Linked DNA regions of Homo sapiens: region 1 is linked to region 2. Evidence: chromatin loops called from intact Hi-C (ENCODE). Cell type or tissue: K562. All regions are shown on one strand. Links, peaks and the distances in the headings refer to the core of each region. The heading gives the core; the rest is flanking DNA. Region 1 overlaps SGK1 (serum/glucocorticoid regulated kinase 1). Region 2 overlaps SGK1 (serum/glucocorticoid regulated kinase 1).

Evidence for each region. Peaks named below come from ENCODE experiments on the same cell type or tissue, not always from the same donor. Only the 100,000 strongest peaks of a DNase experiment are listed, where the experiment ranks them.
Region 1: a loop joins it to region 2, with 2.6 times the contacts of the local background. A loop is called at or near these places in 2 of 110 quality-filtered maps.

The regions. Positions count from the first base shown.
Region 1 is chr6:134,291,855-134,297,235 of GRCh38, reverse strand. All of the region lies in intron 1 of SGK1 (serum/glucocorticoid regulated kinase 1), which reads left to right. It also overlaps the pseudogene KRT8P42. Among named protein-coding and RNA genes, the nearest start is that of SGK1, 24 kb to the left of the region's middle. RefSeq lists enhancers at 90-591, 1,069-1,168, 1,229-1,328. In K562, for the core only: no CTCF peak of the experiment used is centred there; DNase peaks (open chromatin) are centred at 1,105 and 3,135.
Region 2 is chr6:134,193,408-134,198,788 of GRCh38, reverse strand. The region is part of intron 3 of SGK1 (serum/glucocorticoid regulated kinase 1); the gene reads left to right. Among named protein-coding and RNA genes, the nearest start is that of SGK1, 120 kb to the left of the region's middle. In K562, for the core only: no CTCF peak of the experiment used is centred there; DNase peaks (open chromatin) are centred at 2,138, 3,018 and 3,308.

The DNA of each region.
Region 1 (5,381 bases), core at 56-5,055, 98 kb before region 2:
GGCTAGAAATGCCGGCTGGAGTCTGGGATACAGAATGTGAGTATCCATACGAAGACCACCAGCGGCTATGCAGGTGGTCTGTGCTCAGCCTATGGGGGCCTCACAAGTCCCAGCCTCAGCTACGGCCTGAACTCTAGCTCCTTCAGCCACATCAGCTCCACCAGGGCTGTGGTTGTGAAGAAGATCGAGACCCGCAATGGGAAGCTGGTGTCCAAGTCCTCTGATGTCCTGCCCGAGTGAACAGCCATGGCAGCCCCTCCCAGCCTGCCCCTCTTGCGGCTGCCCCAGAGCCCAGGAGGGAGGCCCCTGTGCAGGGTAGGACAGGGAACAGGAGACCCACCTGAGGCTCAGTCCTAGCCCTCAGCCCACGTGCGGGGAAGTTTACTGCTTGGGGACCCCCCCTTGCCCATGCCTCCAGCTACAAAACAATTCAACTGTTTTTTTTTTTTTTTTTTTTTTGGTCCAAAATAAAACCTCAGCTAGCTCTGCCAAAAAAAAAAGAGCTGAATGCTTTTTCAACTCTTAGTAAATACTAATTTCTACAATAATTATCCTTTACTGATTGATTATAATGAACAAGTAGCATTTCCAAAACACTTAATTGACAAAATGGGCCAGGCATGGTGTGGTTCACGCCTGTAATCTCAGCACTTTAGGAGGCTGAGGCAAGAGGGTTGCTTGAGTCCGGGAGTTCAAGACCAGCTTGGGCAACAAAGTGAGATCCTGGTGTTGGCAGTGTAGTGGTGAGCATAGCTGCCTTCCAAAGTGAGATCCTGTCTCTACAAAAAATGAAAAAGTTAGCTGAGCACAGCAGCATATGCCTGTAGTCCTAACTACTTGGAAGGCTGAAGTGAGAGGATTGCTTGAACCAGAAGTTGGATGCTGCAGTGAGCTAAAATTGCCCCACTGCACTCCAGCCCGGCCAACACAGCAATATCTCGCCTATAAAAACAATAATATGATAAACAAAATGAAAAATTTACAAAATGTCCAATGATCATCTCTCCCTTGTGACTCACAACTCAGGAATGCTGGTGTCCTTAGCCTTGCTTTGCCAGTGAGGATACTGGTCATGAGGAAGCATAAGTAACTTCCCCATGGTCACACAGATAAGAAGACTCACGTCGACTGATGACATTTGAGATTCTCTTCCCATTACATCACATGACTTCTCTGGCAACTACTGTGGTTTTTCGCTGAGCATTCTATGCTGACCATCTGTTACAGCAGGAACTTGAGAAAATTGAAGTGAACTTCTTTGTTCTCATGCTTACATTCAGATTCTTCATCCTAGGAGTAAAAGAGAATCCACTTTTAATTCTACCTTCTAAATTGCCATGGGTTCCCACTCCCATGTCCTTACTGACTGTCTGCATTGCCATTTCCCAAGCTCAGGCCACCTTGAACCTTACCTGGAGAACTGCTACCATCTTTTTAATGGCCTCTTGCTACTGTCCTGCTCCTGGCCTCCTGCAACTATTCCCCATAGAATCCTCCAGGTTGCCATCTATAGGGCTTTTTTTTTTTTTTTCTGAGATGGAGTCTCACTCTGTTGTCTAGGCTAGAGTGCAGTGGCACGATCTCAGCTCACTGCAACCTCCGGGTCCCAGGTTCAAGCGATCCTCCTGCCTCAGTCCCCCAGTAGCTGGGATTACAGGCACGCACCACCATGCCCAGCTAATTTTTGTATTTTTAGTAGAGACAAGGTTTCGCCATGATGGCCAGGCTTGTCTCGAACTCCTGACCTCAGGTTATCCACCTGCCTTGGCGTCCCAAAGTGCTGGGATTACAGGTTTGAGCCACCACACCTGGTCCTAGAAGGGCTTTCTAAAATACAAGTGGGACCTTGATATCCCTGTGCTTAAAATATGTCAGTGGTTTATTGTGACTCTCAAAACAGAGCCCTAATTCCTTACCCTTATATTTATATAGCTGAGATGGGGCCCTGGCTCAGCTCTCTGCCCCCTCGTCTCTTCTTCTTTCTCCTGCTTCTCCTTCCTCATCCATTGGACTCCATTCTCCAACCATGCAGAATAGCTTACTCTTCCCCAACTGCACTATCCAGCTACCCAGCCAAGGGCTCTTAACCCAGCATCCAGACATCCCTTGGGGGGCAGGAGAATGTCAATGGAGGAAATTCAGAACTTGGATGAAAAAAAAAATTACATATTCATTTTCACTCATCTCTAGCTGAAATCTAGTCTCTCCAATTATAAATGTAGCCAAAAACCACAATCGTTTTACCAGGACCTGCAATTTTGTCACTAATAAAAATCATAGATATTTTCATGTCATATGACAGTTGTTCAAGGCACCATATCGTTTATGCTCATCATTACTGAGAAATTTACAGTAATTATTAGCTTTCCTCTAGACTTTGTTATCTAACACATTAATAAAGATTCACTGGCTGGGCGTGGTAGCTCACGCCTGTATTCCCAGCACTTTGGGAGGCCAAGGGGGGAGGATCAGGAGTTCGAGACCAGCCTGGTCAACATGGTGAAACCCCGTCTCTACTAAAAATACAAAAATTAGCTGGTTGGGGGGGTGGTGCACATCTGTAATCCCAGCTACTCAGGAGGCTGAGCCAGGAGAATCACTTGAACCCTGGAGGCGAGGGTTGCAGTGAGCCGAGATAATGCCATTGCACTCCAGCCTGGGTAACAAAGTGAGCCTCCATTTCAAAAATGAAATAAAATAAACACAAATTTATAAGTAAAATACTTGGTCACAAAAGGACAAATGCTGTATAATTCAATTTACATGAGGTACTTAGAGTAGTCCCATTTATAGACAGAAAGTAGAATGGTCCTTGCCAGGGACTAGGGAAGAAGGGGGATGAGGAATTACTATTTCATGGGTATGGAGCTTCAGTTTGGGAAGATGAAAACAGTTTTGGAGACTGGATAGCGGTGATGGTTGCTCAACAACGTCATTGTACTAATGTGACCAAACTGCACACTTAAAAATGGCTAAAGTGGTAAATTTTATGTGATGTATATTTCATCACAATGAAAAAAAATACAGCACAGTATATTAGATGGGAAACGTGCTGAAGAAAAATAAAGACAGGAAGGTGAGTAGGAAGGACCAAGGGATCAGAGGCCAAGATAGGCTTCACTGCCAAAGGGTTCTTTGCTGTTGTTTTTGCTCAGGACCTGAGCTATCTGCACAGCCACATGTTCAGAAAAACTTGCAACATGACCTGAATCTTCATCTGATTGTCAGTGGGCGCAAAAGTGAACCTTTTCTCATGTGTGTTGCTAAAATCCTAAAAACCGAATGCCTTTCATTCACCTAGCACCTTCTGGATGTACACAGGTGAAATCCTCAAGAGGAATAATGGGATGTCAAATTGTTACTGGGATGTGGCCATTTATCTTTCCATTTGTCTGCATTTTAGTTTGACATGAGCACTTTTCTGCCATGCGTCATCAAGGAATTATGAGGCCATTTGAGGAGGTGAAATGACTAGTTTTTGTAAATCAGATAATTATATCTGATTTATGTCTTCAGTGTCTCCATAAATCATCTTAATATTCAGGCTTCCTTGAGTTTGGCCTTATACTATTAACTTTTTCCTAACTCACGAAAGATAACCAATGTGGATTCCAAGTCTGCTTCCTTTTAGTAAGTGGTCTGATTTCTGTTCTTTTTGACATTTAAGTAGAAGATAGAAGTTCTTATTAAAGTAAATATTATCAAATCTTGAGGTTTAAAGGTTTGATATCAAAGTTTTATCTACACAATGTCAAAACCTGTTTGTAAAGTGAAACTTCTATCTAATCAAGGCTGTATGAATGTCAATCATACAGCCTAGGTGTTTTTGCTTGTTTTTCTTTTTAATAGTAGTTTGGCAAATAAATAAACACTGATCTAACTCTCTCATTTGCCTCTAACCTTAAGTTTTTACCATTTGGGGACATTGACCAGCAAAGCCTCTTGAAATATTAAGGCTAATACTCCTTTGCAATGTTATCTTGGTAAGTTGTAACTATTTAAGACATTTTTTGAAATATACAAATTGTTTTCAATGTAATAGTGAGATTTGTACAGCTTATTAGAAACTGGCAAATTATGAGCCATTTTACATTATCTAGATCCTAAAGTACAGATTGCAGGAGCTTAATTCTTCAGAACTTAAAAATATTCTCTCCCTCTTCGTGTCTTTTATGGCACACAGATGAAAACAGGGAGTTTATCTGAAAGCACAGTCTGGAAACAAGAGAGTTATCCAATTATGAAGATGATATACGATTTAGGGAATCACCTTCCGTGCCCATGGTGCTGTCATTTAATTTCCCTCTTTTGTCTTTTTTTATTCTGTCAAGTGAGAACTCTGACATTTTGATCATTGGGAAGATGTATCAGTAGTACTTCCAACCTTCTTTAAAAGACGGAAATATTTAAGTGACTGTTCAAGTCAGAATTCTTGATAGAGTAAGTGACTAGCTTAAGTGTTTTAAGGTCAGTCATGTCTACTGCCAAAAGCTTTTTACAGCCATTTCTTTCCTATTCAAATGCATTTTGGATCCTTTTCATCTTTTTCTCTCACTTTTCTGTATCTACTTAATCTAATGTTTGTAAAATAATTCCTTCTCCTAGAACATATAACCTATTCCTGGGCTTCATTTTCTTTTTTTTTGAGACAGTCTCACTTTGTCACCCAGGCTGGAGTGCAGTGGCGCAATCTCGGCTCACTGCAGCCTCTGCCTCCTGGGTTCAAGCTATTCTCCTGCGTCAGCCTCCCGAGTAGCTGGGATTACAGGCGCCAGCCACCACCCCCAGCTAGTTTTTGTATTTTTAGCAGAGACGGGGTTTCACCATGTTGGCCAGGCTGGTCTTGAACTCCTGACTTCAGGTGATCCACCCGCCTCGGCCTCCCAGAGTTTTGGGATTACAGGCATGAGCCACCGCGCCCGGCCCCCTGGGCTTCATTTCAAAACAAATTCCATTTGTGCAGAGTAATGAAGTCTTTGAGGTTTCACTAAAGGAACTTCTCTGGGTGTCACTTTCCTCATCTGTAAAACGAGTCTCACTTTCTTTGTCTATAAAATGGCAAAAGTTTGCTTCACCTCTAAGAGTGTACAATTTCTACAAAATGATTTGTTGTCTTGCCATAATATGTGTCAAAAAACAAAATTTCAAAAAATCTAGTGTTTTTTTTTTTTTTGAGAGAGAGTCTTGCTCTGTCACCCAGGTTGGAGTGCAACGGTGTGATCTCAGTTCACTGTAACCTCCGCCTCCTGGGTTCAAGGCTTGTCCCTCAGCCTCCTGAATAGCTGGGATTAAAAGCACGTGCCACCATGCCTGGCTATTTTTTGTATGTGTATTTTTAGTAGAGACGGAGTTTCACCATGTTGGTCAGGCTGGTCTCGAAC
Region 2 (5,381 bases), core at 70-5,069:
GGCAGGAGGATCACTTGAGGCCAGGAGTAAGACCCTGTTTTCAAAAAAAAAAAAAAAAAAAATAGAAAAAGAGAAAAAGAAGAAAAAAAATCACTATAAAGTGGTATATCCATATTTACTCAGGAGCAGTAATAGTTTATGTACCAAATGTAGAAATAAAATGATTCATAATTTGAAAACATATGGACTACAGAAATATTTTAGTATTTCAGAGAATATATAAAATGATATCATTGGATTAATACAAGCAGAGGAAGGACTTCAGTACATGAATTTTTTAAAGTAAAGAAAACAATTTCTAGATTTTTTCTCTTGAAAAGCAAAATACTCATATTTATAGCTAGAAAACAATTGCTTGTCTGCCGAAGTATGGCATTATCTAACAAAAGAGAAAAATGTGATAAAAGTTAAACATCATCTGCTTACACAAGAATTTTCCATCTGATACATGTTGGCCAGTATATTCATGGTAGACTTTGCCTCCTGATATTACAGATAAATTATCTAGTAAAAATCTGTGGACACATGAAAATCCTGTGGGTTGACTAACCTTGTTTACTCAGGTCATAACTACAAAGCGGTAGCTATCTCAGTAATAAAATCGTCTTACACACAGTGAAGAATTCCAAAGTCTCATAGTGTCATCAGTGGGAGCAGAGATGAAGCTAGGATTTGAAAAGAACAAGGACACAGTCATAAGAACCTAAATTATCCTTTGGCCTATATCTTGTATACCCTCCACCTCATTAAACAAAAATTCTGTGCAAAGATTGGCTTCCCTAGAGGCCACTTATGTTTCTTGTGGATGTTCACCCATAAATTTGGTCCCCCTGTTAACTGACATTTGGACTATTTTTGCTATTTTATTTTATTTTATTTTATTTTATATTTTATTTTATTTTATTTTATATTTTATTTTATTTTAATTTAATTTTATTTTATTTTATTTTATTTTATTCTTTGAGATGGAGTCTTGCTTTGTCGCCCAGGCAGTGCTCTCAGTGGCGCGATCTCAGTTCACTGCAACCTCCACCTCCCGGGTTCAAGTGATTCTCCTGCCTCTGCCTCCCAAGTAGCTGATATTACGGGCATCCGCCACCATGCCTGGCTAATTTTTGTATTTTTAGTAGAGATTAAGTTTCACCATGTTGGCCAGGCTGGTCTCAAACTCCTGACCTCAAGTGATCCACTGGCTTCAGCCTCCCAAAGTGCTGGGATTACAGGTGTGAACCACCACGCCCGGCCTACTTTTGCTTTTTATGTGTTGAAGCTTGATAAATAATGACCTCAACATAACAATAGCTGCTGATATTCTTGACCTATTAACTGAACTACAGATGGCTGGTCATAACTTTTTATGCCATCAAATGAAGGGCCCCCTTAAGACAATAAAAACATAACACCTTTGGGTAGACAGAAATGAGAAAAAAAATGTACAGACAAGTAGTACCACATCTCAAGTTAGAGTCTCCAACTTGCCAGCTATCTTCCACTACTCCCCAAAATAATTTCCTGTACATTAGGGTTTTTGTTGCTGTTGCTGTTGTTGGTTGTTTGAGACAGGGTCTTATTTTGTCACCCAGGCTGGAGTGCGGTAGTGCGATCACGGCTTACTGTGGCCTTGACCTCCCAGGTTCAAGCGATCCTCTTATCTCAGCCCCCCAAGTAGCTGGGACTACAGGCATAAGCTACCACGCCCAGCTAATTTTTTTGTTTTTTGTAGAGATGGGGTTTCACCATGTTGTCCAGGCTGGTCCCAAACTCCTAAGCTCAAGTGATCTGTCCGCCTCAGCCTCCTGAAGTGCTGGGATTATAGGCGTGAGTCACTGCACCCAGCCTTATACATTCAGTTTTTAACAAACTTTCTTGTCCATGGTATATGCACAATCAAATGTGTTGAAAAAATGAATACAATTAACACTGCCCAAAATTAAGGTAGATAGAGATTCATTCTGAAAGTCTTTTTGAAGACTTAATCCATCAGAAAGAGACCCACTCACTCTGTCACTCATACGTGGTTTTTGGCATCCCGTACTTCAACTCGAAGTTTTAAAAATCAATTTCTCTATCTTAGAACAGGTAACCACAATCATTCTCAGCTTCCTGAACCACATCTCTTTTAGTCAACTGACCTCACATCAGAGTTGGCCAGCAGGCCATGCACAGAGCAGCAGGAAACTGCCCGGTAGTGTACAATCTGTTGTGGTTGTGTCGTGAATTCTTGAGTCAGGCCTTCTGAGTTTGCCACAGATTTCAATGCTTACTACCTGTGTGACTTTGGGCAAATTATTATTATTTTATTATTATTATTTTAATTTTTTTTAGGGTAAATTATTATTTTTTCTTTGTTTTCTTTGTTTGAGACAGAGTCTCACTCTGTTGCCCAGGCTGGACTTGAACTCCTGGGCTCAAGTGATCCTCTTGGCCAGGCACGGTGGCTCATACCTGTAATCCCAGCACTTTGGGAGGCCAAGGCAGGTAGCTCACTTGAGCTCAGGAGTTCAAGACCAGCCTGGATAACATAGTGAGACCCCATCTCTTTTTAAATTTAAAAAAAATAAGTGATCCTCCCGCCTCACCCTCCAGAGTAGCTGGGATTACAGTCACGTGCCTGGCTGGGCAAATTATTTAACCCTCTGTCCTTTCATTTCTTATACATGCAAAAATGAAATAGTAATAATAGATTATAGAATTTTGTGGGGATTAAAAAAGATAATGCAGTAAAGGTATTTATAACTGTGTTAACATATAATTAGTGGTCAATTTATGTTAGCTCTTTTTACCTGGAGAAAGAATTATGTCATTTACATGGGATTACATTTATCTAGGATTACACTTTCATGGGATTTACTAACTATGGTTTGAAAGAAGAATGCATTTTGTTTTATCATTACTGTTACTATTTTATACATTACTGGACCCCAAACTTGTTTTTTCTGCTGAACCATGAAGCTTATAATTTGCTGTATTCCATTATCTGGAGCCCCAGACACAAAACTGATAAGCTTCCTGGAAATAGACATATGGCTAGACTTAAAATCCTCAAATTGGAGCGAACCTTAGTTGCCTAGTCATTTAGATAAAATATTGCATTCTTAAGCTAAGATCTAGAAAGCAAAAAGCACTTTGTTTTGCATGACTTAAACCATCTACAATGGTTTAGATGGTTCCAAGTTCAAGGATGGGTTATTTATTCCAGTGAGTAGGGAAATGTTATTTCTAAACTCTCTGTGTAAAGATACTTAGAGTCATGCTCATCTAGCATCTGAGTTATGTTTGGCAGTGAAAAGTTTGTCAGATCCTATCCTCACAACTGTCCTAGTGCCAAATGTGTGAATGTGTGACTATAGGCTCAGTTTAGCTCAACACAGAGAGGCCCCTCACTCTGCCTTGGATTGTGTAAATGAAGGGTTTAGCTTTCTGAAGCTTTCCAATTGGAGCAAAATCTGTTTCTGCGTTTGTGGAACTTACAATTTTCTCTTTCTCTTTGTTCTGACCAAAATTGCTTGTTATTTCTGCTGTTTTACTAAAGGCTAAACTAACAGTGTTTCACAATAGCTCGTTTTTCTAATTCCTCAGGATTCTTTTAAAACTATTTTCAGGCAGTATTTTCATGTGCTTATTTTATCCAAATCATTTATGTCCAAGATCTTTCATTTCCATAGTCCTAAAAGGCATTTTATGATAGCTAAAATGATACCAGGAAATTTTCTCACTTAAAAAATACAAGGAAAATATGAAATGCAACTTCATATTTTAATAAATCTGCTCTCATTATTTTGAATCAAACTAATATGGCAGCAGATCAAAAAGTCTAGTGGATTTTAACTGTAGCAAAAGTTAAAATGTCCTAAATTTTATTAAGTTAGGCATGCTGAAATATTCAGCCTTTAATGGCTTGCTTTTTGCCCAAGAAGTTTATCTCATAATACAGGATACATAATACTGTGGAAAGAAAAACTTGTAGGCCGGGTGCAGTGGTTCACGCCTGTAATCCCAGCACTTTGGGAGGCCGAGGCGGGCGCATCACTTGAGGTAAGGACTTCAAGACCAGCCTGGCCGACATGGTGAAACCTCGTCTCTACCAAAAAGTATAAAAATTAGCCAGGTATGGTGGTGTGCGCCTGTAATCCCAGCTACTCAGGAGACTGAGGCAGGAGAATCACTTGAACCCGGGAGGCGGCGGAGGTTGCAGCGAGCCGAGATCGTGCCACTGCACTCCAGCCTGGGTAACGGAGCGAGACTCCGTCTCAAAAAAAAAAAAAAAAGAAAAACTTTTGACAAATTGAATTTAACAGCTTATTTGAGCAAAGAATGATTCTCCAATCAAGCAGCCCTCAGAACCAAAGGAGGCTCAGAGAGTTCCACTGGGCAAATAGGTGGACAGGGAGCATTTATAGACAGAACTGGAAGTGAGGTACACAAACAGCTTGACTGGTTAAAGCTCCAAATTTGCCTTATTTGGGCATCGTCTGATCAGTTGGCATCCTGTGATTGGCTGAAGCTCAGTTGCTGTGATTAGCTGAAGTTTGGTTGCTGTGATTGGCTGAGACTCAGCTAGTTGTAACAAAAATATATATAGCATGTCGTTATAACATTGATGAGAAAAAAAAAAAAAGATTTCCAGCTGGGGCCACAGTCTGTGTAAAGTTCACACTTTCTCTTCATGTCTTTGTAGGTTTTCTCCATGTAACTCCACTTTCCTCCCACATCCCAAAGATATGCATGTTGAGGTTCATTGGCGTGTTCACGTTGTCCCAGTCTGAGTGAGCATGAGTGTGGGTGTGAGTGTGAGTGTGCCTTGAGGATGGGACGGACTCCTGTCCAAGGTTGGTGTCACCTTGTTCCCTGAGCTGCCAGGATAAGCTTGGGTTGTCTACCACCTCAAGTGGAATCATTGGGTAAATAGTTATCTTAGTTTTTATTAATTTTTCCCCTCCCCTCCCCTCCCCTTCCCTCCCCTCTCCTCCCTTCTCCCCTCCCCTCTCCTCCCTTCTCCCCTCCCCTCTCCTCTCCTTTCTTTTCTTTTTTAACTGTTCCTTGCAGAGCAAGGCTAGCTTAGGCACTGTACCCAGAGTCAGCTATTAATCGCTCCAGCCAGGTGACTGAGTGAGAAGATCTCACTCAAAAAAAGAAAATCTAAAACAACAGCAACTTCAGTGTGCAGGAAGGAACATAAGAAAATAAAGAGAGAACAGAACAAAGAAGAAAAACAACAGCAACTCACTCTAAGTACTGTGGAAACAAACTGGAAGTGGGGCTAGAAAAAAAACAAAGGGAGAAGATCCCTGTAGTCCCAGCTACTTGGGAGGCTGAGATGAGATCACCTGGGCAAGACCGGGAATTTATTTCAATGTTCAGTATTTGAAGTGTTTTGGTCT